Regions from separate parts of the Homo sapiens genome. Here regions 1 and 2 are each linked to region 3. A link is an interaction called in ENCODE POLR2A ChIA-PET data of the cell type or tissue named here. Cell type or tissue: GM12878. All regions are shown on one strand.

What was found. Peaks named below come from ENCODE experiments on the same cell type or tissue, not always from the same donor. Only the 100,000 strongest peaks of a DNase experiment are listed, where the experiment ranks them.
Region 1: POLR2A ChIA-PET joins it to region 3 with 8 read pairs; 2 of 35 experiments call an interaction of 5 or more read pairs at or near these places.
Region 2: POLR2A ChIA-PET joins it to region 3 with 5 read pairs; 2 of 35 experiments call an interaction of 5 or more read pairs at or near these places.

Annotation. Positions count from the first base shown.
Region 1 is chr7:2,180,263-2,182,762 of GRCh38, reverse strand. All of the region lies in intron 10 of MAD1L1 (mitotic arrest deficient 1 like 1), which reads left to right. Among named protein-coding and RNA genes, the nearest start is that of MAD1L1, 51 kb to the left of the region's middle. In GM12878, no CTCF peak of the experiment used is centred here; DNase peaks (open chromatin) are centred at 162 and 1,112; H3K27ac peaks cover 1,795 bases.
Region 2 is chr7:2,395,848-2,398,347 of GRCh38, reverse strand. No RefSeq gene overlaps it. Among named protein-coding and RNA genes, the nearest start is that of CHST12, 6.5 kb to the left of the region's middle. In GM12878, no CTCF peak of the experiment used is centred here; no DNase peak of the experiment used is centred here.
Region 3 is chr7:2,070,914-2,073,413 of GRCh38, reverse strand. The region is part of intron 11 of MAD1L1 (mitotic arrest deficient 1 like 1); the gene reads left to right. Among named protein-coding and RNA genes, the nearest start is that of SNORA114, 17 kb to the left of the region's middle. RefSeq lists enhancers at 1-518, 1,056-1,205. In GM12878, no CTCF peak of the experiment used is centred here; a DNase peak (open chromatin) is centred at 1,173.

The DNA of each region.
Region 1 (2,500 bases), 110 kb before region 3:
TGGGTTTACCTGTTCTGGACGTTGTGTATCAGTGGAATCGCACCATAGGTGGCCTCTGTGCTGGCGCTTTCCTCTCAGCACGTTCTCAAGGGGCGTCTACCCTGTGGCACGGATCAGCGCTCCCTTCCACCACATGGCACGTGGTCATACCCCATTGTGTCATCAGAGCTCATTTCAGTGACCCATTCATCAGCTGTAGACATTTGGGTTGTTTCACTTTCTGGCTATTACGAACATTCAAGTACAGATATTTGTATGAGACCTTTTTTTTTCACTTCTCTTGAGTGGAAACACTGGGTTACATGGTAGCTCTTTCTTTTTTAGGAATTGCCAAACTATTTTCCATAGTAACTACACCATTTTACATTCCCACCAGCAGTATATGAAGATTCCGGTTTCTCTGAATTTTTAACCCTTATTATGATGTCTTTTTTCTTATGGTTAGCCTCGTGGGTGTGGAGTGGTATCTTAAAGTGGATTTTTTTTTTTAATGACTGCATGATTTTTCATTGGATGGATATACCATAATTTAAACAATGACTTATTGTGGGACAAAAAATTATTTCCAGTTACATTTTATGATCTTCATTGTTTATATCAGTAGTAGTTTATTTTTTTAATGGGATTTTATTTTTTATTTCAATAGTTTTTGGGGAACGTGGTGTTTGATTGCATGGAAAAGCTCTTTAGTTGTGGTTTCTGAGATTTTGGTGCACCTGTCACCTGAGCAGTGTACACTGTCCCCAGAGTCCATTATATCCCTCTTACACCTTTGTGTCCTTATAGCTTAGCTTCCACTTATAAGTGAGGATGTGAGATGTCTGGTTTTTCCATTCCTGAGTTTCTTCGCTTAGAAGAATGGTCTCCAACTCCATCCACGTTGCTGCAAATGCCATTATTTCATTCCTTTTTATGGCTGAGTAGTATTCTATGATATATATATATATATAGAGACCACATTTTCTTTATCCACTCGGTTGATGGGCATTTAGGCTGGTTCCGTATCTTTGCAGTTGCAAATTGTGCTGCTGTGAACATGCGTGTGCACGTGTCTTTTTCGTAGAATGACTTCTTTTCCTCTGTAGGATTGCTGTCTCAAACGGTAGCTCTACTTTCAGTTCTCGAAGGAATCTTTGTACTGTTTTCTGTAGTGATTGTACTAGTTTCCATTCCCACGAGCAATGTAAAAGTGTTCCTTTTTCCACCACATCCACGCCAACATCTGTTATTTTTTGACTTTTAAATTATGGCCATTCTGGCAGGATTAAGGTGGTATCTCACTGTGGTTTTGATTTGCATTTCCCTGATAATTAATGATATTTAGCATTTTTTAAATCTTATGTGCTTTTTAATTTGTATTTCTCATGGCTAACGTGTGGAAACGTCAGTGGCTGCATAGAACAGAGACACAAACATTACAGAATTAGTTCAGAAAAGTCATGAAACAAGTAAAAAACAACTACAGCTGGCAGCACCAGCAGCCAGCCCTGGCAAGGGCAGAGAATCTGATTCCAGAGTTGCCGCAAAATTCGGAAGACATGCAAGAAGCAAGAAAGTATAATTCATACATGGTGGAGAAAGCAATCAATCAGTAGAAGCAGAATATCAATAAAAAGAAACTATAAGGAGAAACCACATAGAAATTCTACAGATGAAAAGTACAGCAACTGAAATGAAAATTTGGTAGATAAGCTCACCGGCATATTTGAGCAGCAGAAGAAAGAATCAGCAAACCTGAAGATAGGTCCGTCAGGATTCTCCGGTAAGGGGAATAAAGCAGAGAGAGAAGAAAAATGAAGACAGGATACGTGCTTTCTCCACTTCTGTTCAGCATTGTGCTGGAGGCTCTACCCAGGACGTTTATGCAAGGAGAGGAAATAGAAGACATCCAGATTGGAAAGGAAGAAGAAAACTGTCTCTATTTGCAGAAGACATGATTTTATACATTAAAAAACTGAAAGAATACACATTTACAAAATTATTAGAGCTAATAAACAAGTTCAACAGAGTTGCAGGATACAAGATCAATATTTAATATTATATTTAATATAAGATAATGTTTAATATTATACGTTAGCAGTGAACAATCTGACAACAATTATTATCCCCAGAGATATTTTGTCTAATTTTCTCATTGGCATTTTGCTTTGTTTCAGATGCTACAGAAACAAGCCCAGTTTCCTTGACAGTTGCACTATTTTTATTACAAAACCTCACTAGACATTTCACATTTGAAAACTCTCAGTCGTAAATTAACCATGGCCATCAAGTCTCTGTGATCTGTGGACAGTTTTTTGTTTGCCTCTAATGCTTGTCTGGAAGTTCGGCATGCTTTAGGCTAGATGCTCGGTCTTAAGCAAAGGCCAGTCTCAGAATGAATATTAGCCAGAGATTTCCTGAGATACCTAGAACTGGTGAGTCCTTGATGAGGAGCTCCGGTGCACGCTGGGCCAGGTGGTGGCCACTCTGCCTTTGCCCTCATTTCCTGCTTGCTCAGAGC
Region 2 (2,500 bases), 320 kb before region 3:
GTGGAGTGGATGGTGGTACCACATGAGAGATAGGAGACCACAGAGGAGAACGGTTTTGGGGAGCAAACTTTGTGAACTTGGTGTTGTATGTGCTGAGTAGAGACACCCACAGGACATCACACTTGTCAGGAGACCACTGGATGTTTGTGTCTTGAACCCAGAGGAGACTGGGAGTGGTGGCTCACGCCTGTAATCCTAACACTTTGGGAGGCTGAGGCAGGCAGATCACCTGAGGTCAGGAGTTCGAGACCAGCCTGGACAACATAGTGAAACCCCGTCTGTACTACAAATACAAAAAATTAGCTGGGCATGGTGGCAAGTGCCTGTAATCCCAGCTACTCAGGAGGCTGAGGCAGGAAAATTGCTTGAACCTGAGAGGCAGAGGTTGCAGTGAGCCAAGATTGCACCATTGCACTCCAGCCTGGGCAACAGTGTGAGACTCCATCTCAAAAAAAAAAAAATAATAATAATAAATAGGCCAGGTGCAGTGGTTCACACCTGTAATCCCAGCAATTTGGGAGGCCAAGGCGGGCGGATCACAAGGTCCCGAGATCGAGACCATCCTGGTTAACACGGTGAAACCCCATCTCTACTAAAAGTACAAAAAAGTAGCCGGGTGTGGTGGCGGACGCCTGTAATCCCAGCTATGGGGAGGCTGAGGCAGGAGAATGGCGTGAACCCAGGAGGCAGAGCTTGCAGTGAGCCGAGATTGCGCCACTGCACTCCAGTGTGGGCGACAGAGCGAAAAAAAATTATATATATTAGCTGGACATGTTAGTGCATGCCTGTAATCCCAGCTACTCAGAAGACTGAGGTGGAAGGATCCCATGAGTCCAAGAGTTGGAGGCTGCAGTGAGCTCTATGACTGCACCACTGCACTCCAGCCTGGACTACAGGGAGAGACCATGTTTCTTAAAAAAAAAAAAAAAACAAAAAAAAAAACAAAACAACAGTGCAGTGGCTCATGCCTGTAATCCCAGCACTTTGGGAGGCCGAGGTGGGTGGATCACCTGAGGTCAGGAGTTTGAGACCAGCCTGGCCAACATGGTAAAACCCTATCTATACCAAAAATACAAAAATTAGCTGGGCGTGGTGGCGCACGCCTGTAATTCCAGCTACTCTGGAGGCTGAGGCAAGAGAATAGCTTGAAGCCAGGAAGCAGAGGTCACAGTGAGCTGAGATCATGCCATTGCACTCCAGCCTGGGTGACAAGAGTGAAACTCTGTCTCAAAAAAAAAAAAAAAAAAAAAAAAAAAAGCCAGATGTGGTGGTGCATGCCTGTAGACCCAGCTACTTGGGAGGCTGAGGTGAGAGATTGCTTGAGCCCAAGAGTTCAAGGCTGGGGTGAGCTATGACCATGCCACTGCCCTCCAGCCTGGGCGATAGAGTGAGACCTTATCTCTACAAAAATAAAAATGAAAAAATGAGCCAGATGTGGTAGCACACCTGTAGCCCCAGCCACTCAGGAGGCTGATGTGGGAGGATTGCTCGAGCCCAGGAGGTCAAGGATGTAGTGAGCCATAATTGCACTACTGCACTCCAGCCCGGGTGACAGAATGAGACCCTGTCTCAACAACAACAAACAACAACCAAAGACTGAAAGCCTCCCGCCTCAGCCTCCCATGGGATTACAGGTGTGAGCCACACTCCCAGCCATCACTCCTATTTTAGGGATGAGGTTACATCCCTGCAGAAGCCCAGAGCAGAAAGGACCTTCTCCCGCAGGACGGATAGGGTTACGGTCAGTTGGAGTTTGCGGGGTCTTCCAGGCACGGGCAGGGGACAGAAAGGGATGGCGTAGACAAAGGCATCAGCACAGCAGAGCTGGGAAACATGAAGGCAGCTGGCAGAGTGCCCTGAGCATCTCTGAAAGGTCCTGTGATCTGCCTGGCTCTGCAAGGAGCGGTGGGACGGGAACCTGGGAGGAGACCGGGGAAGGTGAGGCAGCATGAGAGGGGCCACACATCCTGATTTTTCGGAAGCTGTGAGCTGGTGTTTGAGCCAGAACATTGGATCCCTCTCTGGGCCTCAGCTTTGCCATCCGTGACAAGGGGAGGGTGGCTGAGACTTCTGCGTGCTCGCCCAATACCCATTCTCCTATCCTTCCTCATTAACAGAACCCTGGTTGTATTGATAGTCGCAACAGAGGATGCTTTTTTTTGTTTTGTTTTGTTTGTTTGTTTTTTGCGACAGAGTCTCGCTGTGTGGCCAGGCTGGAGTGCAGTGGCACAATCTCGGCTCACTGCAACCTCCGCCTCCAGGGTTCAAGTGATTCTCCTGCCTCAGCCTCCCGAGTAGCTGGGATTACAGGCACCCACCCCCACGCCCAGATAATTTTTATATTTTTAGTAGAGATGGGGTTTCACCATGTTGGCCGGGCTGGTCTCAAACCTCGAACTCCTGACCTCAAGTGATCCTCCTGCCTTAGCCTCCCAAAGTGCTGGGGTTACAGGCGTGAGCCACTATACCAGCCAACATGAACCTCTTGAAGTCATCTCCC
Region 3 (2,500 bases):
GATCTGGGTGCCAGCAAGGGTCCGAGGGGTCGGGAACTGCTCTGTCCTTGGCCAGGCCACAGCACTCCTGCAGATCTTTAACAAAGCCTAGTTAGCTGTTTCCACACTTCCCCTTTGATCCCAGAGTGAGTTTTTGCATTATTACTCTTTGCTATTTTTGCATTATTATCTCAGTACTCTAAAAGCTAGGAGTAGGTAAAGACCCTTTAAGCAGTGGCGGAGGGATATGCTAGTTCTGCTGAGCCACTGTTACAGGCCGAGGGCCGGGCTTGGGGCGCCTCGGTGCCTGCCGTCCTGCCTCACCGAGGCGGCCTAGGCTGCAGAGAGTGGGATGTGGGCCTGAGGGAAGCAGCTCAGGCCACATCCAGTTCCTGGGACCCAGTCTTGGCCCCTGGCTCTATTGCACTGAGCCCTGGTCCTCAAGTGCCGGGAGCCTGGGCTCTGAAGCAAGACAGCCACTGTCCTGTGGGTGTGCGTTACTCACATCTGCTCTGCGTGGCGGGGGGACTCCAGCCCCACATGTGCCCCCACACAGATGTGAGCGCACCCTCACTCAGGATGCAGGGTGTGGGTTTGCTGGGCCCCCTTCAAGGCTGCCCAGCCATCCTGTGCTGAGCTGAGGGTGCTTCCCAGCGCAGCCCCTTACCCTTCTCTCTGGCCAGATGCCTGTGCTGTGCCTGTCACCTGAAAGACAGCACCTGTCACATTCTTGCCTTTGCACATTCTGGCTTTGAAGCAGAGTACAGGGAATGGTGGCGTTCTTCTAGTTAAATGACCACACGGAGCCGTGATTTAAAGCACTTGTGAACGTTCCCACCTGAATTCAGTGATTCAAGAGTAGATTTTACAGCCCTTGAGTATTAAATTGGCCCATGAGTAGTTTAAAATTGAACTGGGTCCCAAAGTAGCCTCATAATATGTGTTTCCCATGAGCTTTGTGCCTGCTTTTTATTTTGTCTTGCGTTTTTGGTTATGGAGCGCCTGGAGGGGGCAGGGGGGCCGCTGGCCAGTGCTGCACCTGGGGCCAGTGTCAGTGTAGGGCTTTCCGAGGCGGCTGATGGGATAGGAAAGACTCAGAACGGTTTCCTCTGCTCTCACGTCGCAGCAGTCAACACAGAAGACTCTGACCAGATGTGGGGTGTTTCCCCACCCACCAAGCAAGCAGTTGGTTCTGCCTGGGACACCAGCCGTTCAGCTCAGTCTCACTCAGTTCTGTTCTGACACTGTCTACCTGGAGGTGCTGTCAGACCCTGGGTGAGGGCTCAGTCCCCACCTTCTGGTGCTGGTCGCGAGCCGCAGGTGTGCTTCTGACCGGCCAGCTGTAAACTGGGGTTCCTACCACCCAGTTGGGATTCCCCTTGGGTTTGATAAATTTGCTGGAGTGTCTCACAGAACTCAAGGAAACGTATGTTCACCAGTTTATTATGAAGCTTACTGCGAAGGATGCAGATGAATGGATGCGCAGGGCGAGATGTGGGGGAAGGGTGCAGAGCGTCCGTGCCCTCCCCACCCTCCAGGAACAGTGGGAGCTCTCCCAGTTCCCGTGAGAAGCCTTTGGGTTTTGATGGAGGCCGCCACCCTCCGGGAAGAGTGGAAGCTCTCCTAGCTCTGGTGGAAAACCTTTGGGTTTTGATGGAGGCCACCACCCTCCAGGAACAGTGAAAGCGCTCCCTGCTCCGGTGAGAAACCTTTGGGTTTTGATGGAGGCCTTGTCAGGCGGACATAATTGACTCCGCCCCTGCTCATTGGTGAACCACTCAGCCTTCAGCCCCTCTCCTTCCCCAGCTTAGGGGTGGGGCTGAAGTCCCGAGCCTCTAGTCCGGCCTCGATCTTCCTGGTGTCCCGCCCCATCCTGCAGCTGCCCAGGGGCTGCAGCCACCGTCAGTCATTGGCACATGGAAGGCCTCAGTCGGGAAAGCCCGAGGGTTTTAGGAGCTGTGTTCTGGTAGATGGGTTGACGATCAGTTACATATTTCACAAGATCACACGCGGCTGAAATGAGACGCCCGCGTCCTGGACGCCAGTACATTGGCCCCAGTCTGTGGGCTTGTGTGGCTTCTGCTGGGGCCGGCTGAGGGTGGCCAGGTTGGGGTTCCCGCCATGCTTGGCTGGGTCAGGACCGCCACCAAGTCCCTTCTGACGTTCTGTGAGTGTTGGATTCACATTCACTTTCAACTTATCCTTTATTTCAAGACTTCTACTAAGTTACAGTTAAAAACCCCGTATTCACTTCACTCAAACATGAGTCCAGTGGAGACCACCGCCCAAGAAAGTGCCATCCCCCCAGCCCCGGGATGAAGCTTTCCCTTCCCCAAACCACCGCCCAAGAAAGCACCATCCACCAGCCCTGGGATGAAGCTTTCCCTTCCCCAAACCACCTCCCAAGAAAGCGCCATCCACCAGCCCTGGGATGAAGCTTTCCCTTCCCCAAACCACTGCCCAAGAAAGCACCATCCACCAGCCCCAGGATGAAGCTTTCCCTTCCCCAAACCACTGCCCA